Regions from separate parts of the Homo sapiens genome. Here regions 1 and 3 are each linked to region 2. Evidence: chromatin contacts called from ENCODE Hi-C or POLR2A ChIA-PET data. All regions are on one chromosome and are shown on one strand. Each heading gives the region's core, a stretch centred on a gene start or an enhancer-like site at or near the end of the contact. The rest is flanking DNA. Distances are from core to core; before and after follow the strand shown. Region 1 overlaps SIPA1L2 (signal induced proliferation associated 1 like 2). Region 2 overlaps SIPA1L2 (signal induced proliferation associated 1 like 2). Region 3 overlaps SIPA1L2 (signal induced proliferation associated 1 like 2).

The links. Hi-C counts contacts between places; a loop is a spot of excess contacts on that map. ChIA-PET counts read pairs that join two places held with the same protein, here RNA polymerase II (POLR2A). Pooled maps may share reads with other maps.
Region 1: a map of heart right ventricle shows a loop between it and region 2 (2.3-fold over the local background). The contact joins two enhancer-like sites. A Hi-C loop is called at or near these places in 4 of 168 maps with a recorded cell type or tissue (dorsolateral prefrontal cortex, heart left ventricle and heart right ventricle) and 1 of 37 single-sample maps with no recorded cell type. POLR2A ChIA-PET finds 5 or more read pairs at or near these places in 4 of 52 experiments (A673, MCF 10A, OCI-LY7 and 1 more).
Region 3: a map of endothelial cell of umbilical vein shows a loop between it and region 2 (5-fold over the local background). The contact joins two enhancer-like sites. A Hi-C loop is called at or near these places in 3 of 168 maps with a recorded cell type or tissue (OCI-LY7, endothelial cell of umbilical vein and transverse colon) and 4 of 50 pooled maps. POLR2A ChIA-PET finds 5 or more read pairs at or near these places in 3 of 52 experiments (BJ, HEK293 and OCI-LY7).

What each region holds. Positions count from the first base shown.
Region 1 is chr1:232,506,948-232,511,313 of GRCh38, forward strand. All of the region lies in intron 3 of SIPA1L2 (signal induced proliferation associated 1 like 2), which reads right to left. Among named protein-coding and RNA genes, the nearest start is that of SIPA1L2, 120 kb to the right of the region's middle. Within about 2 kb of position 2,929, at least 4 of the 41 ENCODE cell types and tissues checked have a DNase peak (open chromatin) inside an H3K27ac peak, as active enhancers do; they include heart right ventricle, where a contact is called at or near this core.
Region 2 is chr1:232,551,543-232,555,728 of GRCh38, forward strand. All of the region lies in intron 2 of SIPA1L2 (signal induced proliferation associated 1 like 2), which reads right to left. Among named protein-coding and RNA genes, the nearest start is that of SIPA1L2, 76 kb to the right of the region's middle. RefSeq lists enhancers at 1-123, 124-651 and a silencer at 3,741-4,035. Within about 2 kb of position 1,994, at least 6 of the 41 ENCODE cell types and tissues checked have a DNase peak (open chromatin) inside an H3K27ac peak, as active enhancers do; they include heart right ventricle, where a contact is called at or near this core.
Region 3 is chr1:232,588,059-232,592,418 of GRCh38, forward strand. All of the region lies in intron 1 of SIPA1L2 (signal induced proliferation associated 1 like 2), which reads right to left. Among named protein-coding and RNA genes, the nearest start is that of SIPA1L2, 40 kb to the right of the region's middle. RefSeq lists an enhancer at 2,896-3,396. Within about 2 kb of position 2,818, at least 7 of the 41 ENCODE cell types and tissues checked have a DNase peak (open chromatin) inside an H3K27ac peak, as active enhancers do.

The DNA of each region.
Region 1 (4,366 bases), core at 1,679-4,178, 44 kb before region 2:
AGAGTTCCCTTATACCCATCTCCCAGTTTCCCAGTTGTTAACATCTTACATTATTTTGGTACATTTGTTATGATGAACGAATCAATACTGTTATGTTATTAACTAATGTCCATACTTTATTCAGATTTCCTTAGTTTTTAATGGAATGTCCTTTTTCTGTACAGGATTCCACCCAGGGTACCACATTCCATTTAGTTGTCATGTCCCCTAAGGCTCTTACGGTCTGTGATTTTTTTTTTTTTCTCCGACTTTCCCTGCTTTTGATGACCTGGACAGCTTTGGGTACCAGTCAGGGATTTTGCAGAATGTCCTTCATTTGGAATTTTTCTAATGTTTTCCCCTAATTGTACTGGGGTTATAGATTTGGAGAGGAAGCCTGCAGAAGAGTCATTCATAGCCGGGGTACAAGCTACCCACAGGACTTACCACTGTTGATGGTGACCTTGGTGACCTAGGGAGGTAGTGTTTGCCAGGCTACTCCATTGTAAAATTATTTGTCCCTGTCTTTCCATAAGATACCTTTTGCAAGTGAGTCACTAAATGCAGCCCACATCCAAGTAGGAAGGTGGTGGGACACTGACTTAAACTCTTATAAAGATAAATTACTTTTTCAAGTAAAGATTTCTTTACAAAAATGGACATTCACTAATGTATTTGGTAAGTTGTTTTGTAGAGGTATTGCATCTACAAGGGGACAGGAAATTATGCATCTTCCCCTATTACTGTGCTTCTATCAAGCTGGTAAGTTTCTCTCTCAAGTAAAGCAAACACAGTCATTAACTTATCTGCCCAGATCATGGCTGGTAAATACCTGGCATCTCCTCATGCATTCAGTGCAGATAACGATAATTGATAATGGCTCTTAAAATGCAGATGCAGTTCTATACATAATGACATGGAAGGGTGATCATCAAAAGCAAGTTCCACAGTAATAGCAGGAGTAAGCTCCATTTACATAAATTTATTTGCATCAGAAAAGCCTTCAAGGATAATGACGAAATGTTAATGGTGATTATAGCTGATGAATTTGGGGAGACTTTATTTCTTGCTTTTCTACATTTTCTTATTTTCCCATAACCATCATATGACATTTATATACCATTTAAAAATTCTAAATGAAAAAAAGATATAGATTCGTCAATCTGATTCCGCATTTTCCCCCACTACATTCAGAGGAACACGCGCTCCTGTGCCAGCAGAATGGCTCTAGCAAAACAACGTTCCCGAAGGCTCAGACAATGATTTAGCCACTTTTCACTTCACTCCTGAGTCACCACGGAGGCCCAGCTTCATCCTCCCATCTGGTTTTAACCTCTCTTTACCCAAATATTACTCACTTTGCCTCCTAGAACTATTCTGGTCTGGGTGGCATAAAGTAGGGCACAGAACCGTTTTAGAACTCCTGAGTAACCCACTAGGTGCACAACTTCTTAACAAGTTAAGGATTTCGTCACCAAGCGGGGGAGACCTCACGTGTCAACACACAGTGTCTGGGCTCTGCCACACAGTTCCAGCACTGGCCCCACTGTTGGTGGCAGTGTGCAGTGCCAAGCAGGTCCAGAAGGAGGCAAAGCCTGCTGCTCTGCTACAATGGAAACCAGACTCACTGATGCTCACATGACTGACCGTGGTCAAGCACAACTAGAATCCCTATCTAAGGGACCCTTTGTCACAGCCTGTTTCACAAATGCAAAGCTCAAAGCAGCAGCAAATGGCACATTCACAATGAGTCCCATCAGAGAAACAGTAATGTGACAAACGGCACCAATGTGTCTTCATGGTTATCGCCCGTGAAAGGAAGGGACTTATTGGGCATTCACTCTACTTGCTACTATCCTCACTGCTTTTAAAAAAGCTGTTTTGGCTGGGTGCGGTGGCTCACGCCTGTAATCCCAGCACTCTGGGAGGCTGAGGTGGGTGGATCACCTGAAGACAGGCGTTCGAGACCAGCCTGGCCAACACGGCGAAACCCCATCTCTACTAAAAATACAAAAATTAGCCGGGCGTGGTGGCACATGTCTGTAATCCCAGCTACTTGGGAGGCTGAGGCAGGAGAATTGCTTGAACCCGGGAGGCAGAGGTTGCAGTGAGCCAAGATTGCGCCACTGCACGCCAGCCTGGGCAACAGAGCGAGACTCTGTCTTCAAGAAAAAAGAAAAGCTATTTCACTGAAAGCTACAGATGGATTTGCCTGGGCAAGCGATGTTGTCACACAGTTTCCTGTGTCCTGCCACTCCCCTGCAGAAATCCTTTCACAAAGTTATTCAACAGCCTTTCAGTGATGATGTGTCACAGAAATACACCTCAGCATCAAAAGCAGACATTTCACATTAACTACCCAATAAAGAAGAAATCACATTATTAAAGTATCGCACTTTAAACATTTGCCATGATTGGGAGCCAGTTAATTCTCTTGAAAATGAAGTTTTACACAGAACCCTGAAGCACAGAACAAAATAAAAGCACTCTGGAAAGTATTGAAAGATAGATCCCTGAAAGTCAGTTTCCAAAGAGAAAATCCTTGAGAGAAGGGAAAAGCAAAAAAGGGAAAGAAAAAAGCTATCTCAAAAACATCGTTATCTGTGCCAGTCTGCCCAGGCCCTCTGTTTTTAAATACAATGAAGCTCACCCAACTCATGATGTTTGCAGACAGAAGGGTCTTGCACAACTGTGTCCAGTGGCTGAAGCGGGAATGGGAATCTACTCCCACACCATAGGAGGCCTCCACCTCACTGTACTTTTCACTTAAGAATCTGGGCTGCTGCCTCTGCCTGGAGTCCTTAATGGCTCAACAAGAGACCAGCAAGAGCAGGAGCAGATGCCATTGTAACCAATTTCACTTTGAAGTCACACTGGACCACAGGGGAAGAGCTAAATATAGGAGGAGGCAGGACACAGTTCACAGCTGCGCTGGAGAGAGAACAGAGCAGCCGGGGCTCGGCCTTCTTCTCGCTCCTGGTGGCCGCTCCTTCCCCAGCCCGAGCCCATCTGCAGGCACAACAGCACCTTCCACAGCACAGAATCACAGAACACTGAAGACAAAGTGACCTCACGGATTGCCTCCCCACTCCCTCATTTTGTGGGCTTTGCAAAGCACAGTCATGTACCGCATAGGGATATTTCGGTCAACAATGGACCACATACATGACGGTGGTCCCATAAAATCATGATGGAGCATATACAGAAATCTGATGCATGGCACTTGATATTGGCAGTGCAGATGAATAAGGGGAAATGTCTGATATTCAGTAATGGTGCTGGGACATTTGGTTTTCAATATGAAAATATATATATATATATGAATAAAGATATATATCTAGGATTGTGTAAGTATACTCTATGATGTTCACGCAATGACGAAATTGCCTAATAACACATTTCTCAGACCATATCCCTGTTGTTAACTGATGCGTGACTATAGTCTAGAATTCTGCTTTCTGACTCGTTTATAAATCCACTGCAAAGCTCAGAACCAGAGAGTGTGCCCAACAGCACCAAAATGCCAAACGATAAGCGTACATCCACCCACAATTCACTGACAGGGTGTCTACACTCAGATTCTTCTTTGGAGCTTATTTATTTCACATTCAAACCTAAGCAGTTTGATGATGTCATTTGCAATGCTCTTGAAAAACTAAGTAGCTCATCAGAAAAGGTGGAGGAAATAAATCACTTGCAGAGGAGTCTTTAAAACTACCAAGAAGTGACAGTTGAGAATTCAAGAGAAAAACTACAAGTAGCAGTCAAGAAAACTAACAGAATCTAGCAACCTAAAATCATCTCGGGGAACAGACCCTGGGGACATTAATGAATCAAATGGTGGTGACCGGGGTGCACAAAACAACAGTTTTTCATTCCACTTACACTCAGACATGTGCAACAGCATATGAATGAGACGCTGGCACTAAGTTTTGGCATAAATATGAACATATATATAATTTTATGTTCTAGTATTTCAAAGTCTGAATCACAAACTATTTACAAAACTCAGCTAGCCAGAATGACTAATTACCTGGGGATTTCAGGGCATAATAAATCCAACAGACTTTATTTTATTAAGAATTGGCAGCCATGGCTTCATCAATAAAAATAACCTTAATTAGGAAGCCTATCTCTCCATCTCCCTTTCCAAAAATAACTAACTTCCACCTAGAGAGCATCCTTGAGCAGTGTGATATAATGTGATACCTCTGCATGAACACGGGCATGAGGGTTATGAGTTATTTTCACAGCAGAGACAAAAAAGCAGGTCCAGGATTCTTTGATTCCACTGGCTGGAAGGAAGTAACTATGGTGTTAACACTGAGGCACACCTGAAGCCAAGACCGAAATTCAGGGTGGAGGAGAGGAAAGGAGACACAACAGG
Region 2 (4,186 bases), core at 744-3,243:
CTCCCAAGAAGAGCGGTGGGAATTTCCAGGAAGGAGAGAGGCCCCAGTGGGGGAGGTGAGAAGAAGGCCTGGAAAGACCCTCCAGCCTCCGCAGACAGAGCGCTCCAGGCTGCCCACAGCCCCAGAGAGCAGGAGGGCGGAAGGGTTGCGCTGGAGCAAATGATTCAGATTCCTGTGAACTGTAAAAGCCTTTTAAAAAGCTACAGCCGGAGTGATAGTTTAGCTGATGAGTTGAGCCTTAAAAGCCAGGCCAAGGAATTTTAACTTTTCCATGAGAACAATAAGGTTATTTTTTATTTATTTATTTTCCCCATGAGAAGAAGTCTCGCTCTTGTACCCCAGGCTGGAGTGCAATGGTGCGATCTCGGCTCACTGCAACCTCTGCCTCCTGGGTTTAAGCGATTCTCCTGCCTCAGCCTCCTAAGTAGCTGAGATTACAGGCGCCCGCCCCCACGCCTGGCTAATTTTTGTATTTTTAGTAGAGACAGGGTTTCACCATGTTGGCCAGGCTGGTCTCGAATTCCTGACCTCAGGCGATCCACCCACCTCGGCCTCCCAAAGTGCTGGGATTACAGGCGTGAGCCACCACACCCGGCTGAGAATAGTAAGTTTTTAAGCCAGAGAGGGTTAGATTTATATCAAATATTTAGTGTCCAGTGCCTCACAAAGAGCAACCGGTGATTAAATATCACCTTTTATTAATACTGATAACAATATGCTTATATACTGCCTTTACCTGGCATTACAGAATTTTCTTAATTCTTAGGTAAAAGGTTGAAATCAGGAGATTGGTAGCTCTCACTGACTTATGGAACTGGTAACTTGCCTGACACAGACTAAGTAATTAGTAAATATTCGTTTTCTGCTTGTTTCTTTTTCAGAGAAAGGGTTGGCTGGAGCACAGTGGTGCAATCATAGCTGAGGCTCAAGGGATCCTTCTGCCTCAGCCTCCCAAGCAGCTAGGACTACAGGCATATGCCATCACATCGGGTTAATTTTGTATTTTTTGTAGAGCTGGGGTCTTGCTCTGTTGCCCAGGTTGGTCTTGAACTCCTGGGCTCAAGTGATCCTTCCACCTCAGCCTTCCAAAATGTTGGGATTATGGGCATGAACCACCACACACAGCCAATAAGTATCTGTTGAATCAAAGAATGCTTAAGTGAATGGATTATATCTAGCAAATATAGTATAAGAGAAAGAAATAACATTCATGAAATAAAAAAGCAGATTCCTGTATTTTAACACCATAAAATGGCCACTACAATTGAAACAGAAGACTTCCCTGACCCCCTTCACTGAATGTACAACGGGGGGTGGCACCCCTTATGGAGGGGGAGCATGCACACAGGCAGGTGCAGGAACCAGGGGGAGATCTTTTGGGCTCCAGCCACACAGCTGCATCTAGGGGTGGGTGCCTGCGACTCCCAAAGCCCCAGTGGGCATGCTTTTAGCTCTGCCATCTGCAGACGGCCTAAGTGTTAACCAGCTCAGTGCCCTCTTGGTACTCGGGTTCTTGTCTGGAGTCCAGGAAGCATCAGGTCACACACAGACTTGAAGGATGGTGAATTCAGGGGTTTTACCGAGTGGTGGAGGTGGCTCTCAGCAGGATGGATGAGGAGCTGGAGAGGAGGTAGAGTGGGAGGATCATCTTCCCCTGGAGTTTGGCCATCCAGTGGCTGATCTCCTCCCCAACTGTCCCTAGTCGAACTTCTCTGGATATTCAGATGCTCCTCCTCGTCTCTCCTTCTCTGCTGCACTGTTCTGCTGCCCTTCTCTCTTCTGTTCATCTGCCCGTCTGCTCATGGAGCCTGGGGTTTGGGGTTTATATGGGTACAGGACGGGGGGGCGTAGTGGGCCAAAAGACAACATTTGGGCATGAAAACGGGAATGCCTGTTCCCACTTAGGGCCGTGGATTTCCAGGCTTGGGGGTGGGGCCTTTGTTGGAGAACTGCCCTCTTCTACCCAGTATTTCCCTGTTTCCTGTCTCTTGTCCATATCACTATGTGACACGTTGTCTCTGGCCTCAGCTACACGTGGAAAGTGGCCAGGCTGCCAGGAGGCAAGGAGCCAGCACAGGATTTAGATAGAGGAGTTAGCTGCTCGACTGTCTCCTATATTTATACTCTTACCCCTGAGCGTCCATTTAATGTTTTCTTCTCCTTATAAAATACATGTCTAAATCCTCTTCTACCATAAAACTCATTTTAAAAATTGGTCTTTTCTGTAATTTGTGAATATTTATCTCCATTATCAGACAAATTCCAAGAGTACAAACACATATTTATATTCATTACAGAGGTGAGCCATCTGTAAGTGATCAACAAAAACTTTCTCATAAAGAACATAAAAGCCATCAACACAATGAAAATTCTGATAACCCATGTTCATTCTTTCATTTAAGCATTAAGAAGTTACCAAGCAGCAAGGCCCCATGGTAGGCAATGAGAAATACCTAAGGCATGAGCCCTGACTCCATCCAGGACATTTATAAACTACTGCAGGAGGCAAGATTAACATACAAATCTGTCCACAACACTGGTTTCAATCTCTAAAAAGTTATTTTTTCCACCAGAGTAACTATTAAGAATCAAAATGGATACATTTGGTTTTAAATTTCTATCTTCATCTCCTGTCTGTCTCTCTCAGAGATAAATGTTAACAAGCACTAGAATTATTTAAATGCAGTCATCAGAGCAAACCAGAAGAGAAGGACAAATGGAGAACAATCTATAGGAGAGACATAGCAGATCAGTGGCTGGACAGTCTGAAACTTCAATAACAGGACACAATACAAAGAAGAAGGGCTCCTACAGGAAAGGATATGGTGAAGTGGCTGTGCTAAAAGAAGGGATTATGAAATAAAATATTTACATTTAAAGTCCTAGTTTTAACAAACTTACTTTATCCAGCCTCTCAAATTCCAAAGCCTTCAACAGGAAAAGTCTTTCCACAATGCTACCCTAAAAATAGTTCCCTTTAGTCTTTCTCAGGATACCATGTAGATTTCCCTTCAGTTTGCTTTTGCAACAACACTGGTGTCACGAAGAATGAAACGACGACTTATTTTAACTAGAGAGCAATATTTATGTTATGCACACATATCTTGACACTGTCACACACGTGCTGATGTTTTCTTTCTAGAAATGGGATCTGCATCAGCCGTGTTTGGTGTGTGCCCTGGCCTTGCAGCTGTTGTGCTGGCAAGTTGGGTGTTGTTCCCAGGCATTCCACGGAGTTTCTTGGTTTAATTTTATCTAACAGGCTAAAAGGGGTACAATTATTTTTTATCAAAATAACAATAAGGAAATAACTTCCAACAATGAATTTCTAAGTGAAAGAATCTGCACATCATACATTTGTGTCTGTAATTAGCAAAATTAAATGTCCCTTTCTCTCCGTGAAGTATTTAGCTTGCTTCCTTACAATAACTGTCCATGGAATAAAAGCAAATAAACAAGAAATTGAGTTTACAAACTTATGGACATTAATTATTCAATTTTGGCAGATGCTTTTACTTTAAAATCAGTTACAATACAAACATGTGAAAAACTTCTAGGTTCTAAATCACATCACTAATCTCAGCAGTTCTGAGAAAACAAGTGACTCTTCTTTCGAACAAATGAAACCACCCAAACATTATTTATCTTTCAGCTGCACTACTCCCATGCCCAAAATTAAACAGAGAAAAGTTTTCAGACTCAACAATTCACCTCCACCGGTAATCTGAAGCCAGAGTGGGAGAGCAGGTATTTGTGGAGCCAAGTCTGAATGTAATTCTATTTACAATGCCATGCTTTGCCCCCCTAAAGCCAACCTGGAGCAGCATAACCCCACCCTGATCTTTATCACCTCCAGCTGGAGTGAGGAGTCAGGTTCCCCAAGGTGTACTTCTAACCAGAATTCCCCAAGACAGACTAACCAAATGCCTAATTAACAGAGAGAAGAACCTCCAGTTGCTCCACCATATATAGGCTCTCACTGAAGTATCACCAAGTCTAAGACAAAGCAGACAGCTGATAAACAATCCACTTTCTTCAGCCCCCTCTAAGGAAGCCTCAACAGCCAAATGTAATCTAATAATTAGCATATGTAAGAGTAAAGGTCCAGACCATGACATCAGCTTCACAGAAAAATCAGCAGATTCAAAAAAGATCCACGGAGCCTATGCAGTCTTTGGAAATTCTA
Region 3 (4,360 bases), core at 1,568-4,067, 37 kb after region 2:
ATGGAGAAGTAAAAAACTGATTTTATTACGCCTTGACTCTTGAGCACACACACACTATGACTCTGTGTGAAGGAAGGGAAAGCCCTGTTGCAGCATATACTGGTGGCTGTCGCAAGGGTCAGCACCTGTGGGGTGGACCTATGAGGTGATGAGCCACTTTTCTTCATTGAACCCAACCTTGTACTTGACAGAGCGATATATAAACAATGGTTATTCCGACAAGGCTATCTGGCAGGCATTTTAAAGAAAAGAAACAAAACAGGCCCATTTTCGAGGAAAACAGTAAGATTAAGCTTTTATGAAAATTTTAGACTTTCTTAAAACTTGAATAACCACTGTGATCTTGACAATTTCCCTACACTTAAGAATTTTCTGATTCATGACAAGAATTTTTGATATTACAAGTGAAATATATAAACATTTGGGAGATTTTTCTAAGTGGCCAATGCATGATATTCAAAATAATACCTAAAACAGAGTTTTTAAAGTTCATAGATAGGGTTTCAGGATCTACATACATCTCGACCAAACTTTGAGATACCACTTCTCTAGTGTTATATCAAAGAAGATCCACTATTATCTGAAAGGAAATTCAAGCACTCCCTTTTCCAACTACAAACCTGTGTGAGGCTAGGTTTTCTTTGGTTGGATGGCAACCACAGCTACATATCACAACAGATTGAATGCAGATGCAAGGCAAGAAAACAGCTGTCTTCTAATAAGCCAGATATTAAAGATATTCGCAAAAAATAACGAAGCATACTTCTCAATAAGTGTCTTAGTTTTGGAAAATAGTTATTTTTCACGAAAGTATTATTTATGTTAACATACAGGTGGTTATATTGTTATTTTAAATTCAATAATGATTTCTAAAATCCCTTTTTTATTTCTGATATGGTAGATTATGTGATTGATAGAACTCACATAAACAAAAACTCTTTGGAGTCCTCAATTATTTTCCAGAGTGTAAAAAAAAGGCATGAGACTAAAATAATTGAGAAGCACTATCTGAAAGAAACATTTAGGTGGCAGTTCCCTCAAGGAAACACAGGGGCACGTTTATGGAAAAGAATTTGAGACATAAAGCAGGTGAGCTAAAATTTCCTCACCATCGGGTGACAAAACGCAGTTTCATTTCAATTCATTAAGCCAAATACGTATTCACTGAGGTTTCTCTTTAGGGTCAGACAATGATTAAACTATTTAAACATTTGGATCTCCATTAATCTTCCATCAATTTCCCAAATGACTAGTCTTGTGTAACACTACGGTAACACAGTATGTAAATTCACCCAGTTAGCTCACTGGTACTTGTATACTCTCCCAAATCCACTAACATTCACTACATTGTCTTTTGCCACCATTGGCTGAGAGGCTTCTCACTGAATTATTGATTTTCTGCCAATTAATTACCATAGTTAAGATTCAGTTGAGCTTCTCTTCGCAGAAATTCTTTTTTCCAATCTCACTTCTCTTGTACCCTTTGGAGTCTGTTGGGGAATCAAAATAATTGGTAACCTAAGGATAAGATACTGAGTTCTAAAAATATCCTTGGCATAACTTACAAATAACTCAGTTGTCAGACACTTAAATGGGCAAAGCACTGTTCTCCAGTGGATTCCACACTTGGATGCTTTTCAGCTGATCTTCCCTCAACTCTCTGTCAACAACTTTACTACAGGAATCTAAGACAAATCCATTTTACTGAACCCAGGGGAAAACTGATAAGTGCATTCACATATAGGCTCCTGTTTAGAAAAATGGCATGCTTGAGGTATAAGAACTATAAAAAAGAAAAAAGAATCTCCTTATCTATAGTAAGGCATATGCGTTTCAGGAAAGGAAACACAACTTCTAATTCCTGAAACAATACTTGCACAACTAAACAGACACTTCCTGCAGCAGTTCAGAAACCATCCAGCCAAGGAGGACGAATCACAGAACAGGAAGTCATCGCTCTATCTCAAGTCAAGGGTTCCTCTGAGGGCTTCCAGAGCCCACTGGAGTGTGCCTGCAATCCAGCAACGCAATCCGGGAATTCCATCTCTCCTATCCTCTTCCCCACAAGGGAAGTCAAGTCCCCAGACACCTTGCTGGAGCACATCATGGAACAGACAGTCCTCACCTCCCCAATTCCCACAGTCTCTCACCTCCACCTCCAGGGCCCTCCCACGCAGGCTACACAAAACCCCTCAAGAGTTTATCTCAAGATGCCCCATAAAAATGACTCTTGACTTTATTTCTCTAAAAGGTGTGTGTCACCAATTGCGCAGTGAGATTCAATAAAGCTCCATTTATTTTTGTATACAACTTGAGTCTGAAGAAAGTAAATAAATTAAACCAAACTTAATAAAGTTGAAGGAGAAATAAGAAATTTAACTCAGTGATAGCACCAGCATTTTAACAAGACTGCTGGAAGAAAGTGAGCTGGAGTTCATACACACTGTTTTCTGGAAAGCAGAGGGTATGGAGGAGAAACACAGTGGACCTGATGTCACATGCTGATTCAGACCCTAGCTCTCGGGCCCTACCTACTTCCTGAACGGGAACATGGCTTAGAGAAGCACATGGCATTGGGCCTCGCCCATGCAACCAGCCACACACAAATTAGTTCCATCCCTGCATTCCTCCCAATATCTCTACCACCATAAAAAAACAAAAAAAGGAAAAAAAAAATTGTCCTGCAGTGAAAGAATATGAGATCTTCCAACTAACTGCAGACCAAAGTCAGTCATATCGAACAGTGAATTCTTTACCATGCATTAGACAAAAGAAACTGGATTAGAGAAGTGACTCTAAGAGAGAAATGAAACCCACCCCATCAACCTAAAATGCAGACAATACAAACAGGAAGGACTGTGCTTTGTAAGAGTTTCCTCAACATAGTTTACAGCAAACAAAAGGGAATAAACCTTGGTCAAGTTAAAGGGCTGGTTAACGGAAAGCCGGGTAAATCAGAACACGGCTGATTTCAAGGTGTGTGCCCATTTTCCGGAGTGCAGCCAACACAGGGGAGCAGTGATGAGTGCTCACCGTCTCTCTTGGCCTTACTGACCTCCAGCACCCTATCTGAAAATAGCAGCCCACATAGGAACAATGACAAAACAGCCAAAAAGCATTTAAATGGAAAGAGTTAGTTAAACAAAAATTAGTAACTCGGCCTATTACAAAAATAGTTCACATGTGATTCCCTATTTCCTTGACCAAATTGGAAAATAATTTAGCTGTTTATATTTCAGAGAGAAGATCAACACACACAGGTACTCGAGTACTGACATTTCCATATTGGTCATGACGGGATCAGTCCTGTAAGGTTTGCTACTCATGAGTACTGTGCTGCCCATTACCTGTTCTACACCAAACCCAGCTCCTCCCTGGGTCTGCCGAGGATGGGCAGTGGAGCCCTTGGGCCAGGAGCCCCCACCAGGGCCAGGAATGTGGCTGCCTCTGGCTGGTCTCCAGGGAGGATGAGGTTTAACCTTTAACCCAGAATGGCATAGCCATCTGGCACCTCTGCCTTTTGTTGTGTGTTGCCTTTAAGCTCTCTCTTCAGGCCTTGTGATGCAGTTTACTGACTGGCAAGGTTTTCTCTCAGTTTTCTAGTCTCCTTAGTGAGGCCATGTTAGGGCAGAGTCTAAGAAAATCAAAAAGATGCGGTACCTTATGACAAGGAGAGAGGAAAATGCTTCCGAGCCCTTGTACCAATAAACTCCTGACCAAGGAGTCAGTGAACGGAGGTTGCTCTACTTCAAAATCCAGTTTATCCCAGCCCAAGAGGAACTCTTGTTCCTCACTTCTTATGTTCTAATTTTTAATTTACTAGAACTGGCTGAGACTCTTGCTTAAAAAAATAAGAACACAGTTGAAATGGCAACAGCCTAAGCCTGTAAGTGCCGCCTGCCATCATAAAGGGCCACTTCTATGGGTGCTTCTAGTGGGACTGAGCCCTTATGTCCCTTTTTTTCCCACTAATCACTCTTAGGAAGGGGCTACCAGAATAAGAAAAAGAAGGAAAACGTGACTGAATTATCCATTGCCACTATTTTACTACTAAAAATAAACTACCAGAGAAAAGAGAGGAAAAAAATATAAAGTTATCAATTCTTACACACACACACTTACTTAGAGGCTGTCTGAAAGCAAGAGGAATATTTAGCACAGACATTTGCAGACACTTACCGTCAGAATTAAAATGGGAAGCTGCATAGATAGAAGTCACTGAATAATTAGCCATGAAGACAATTTTCCTCCGCTATCTGCCAGATACAATTTCTTTCACTCCATCTCCAGAGGTAAACACATCTCAACTGGTATAGCTGAATGAGACCACCTGCCACTTGGTTTGCAAAGGTTCTTAATT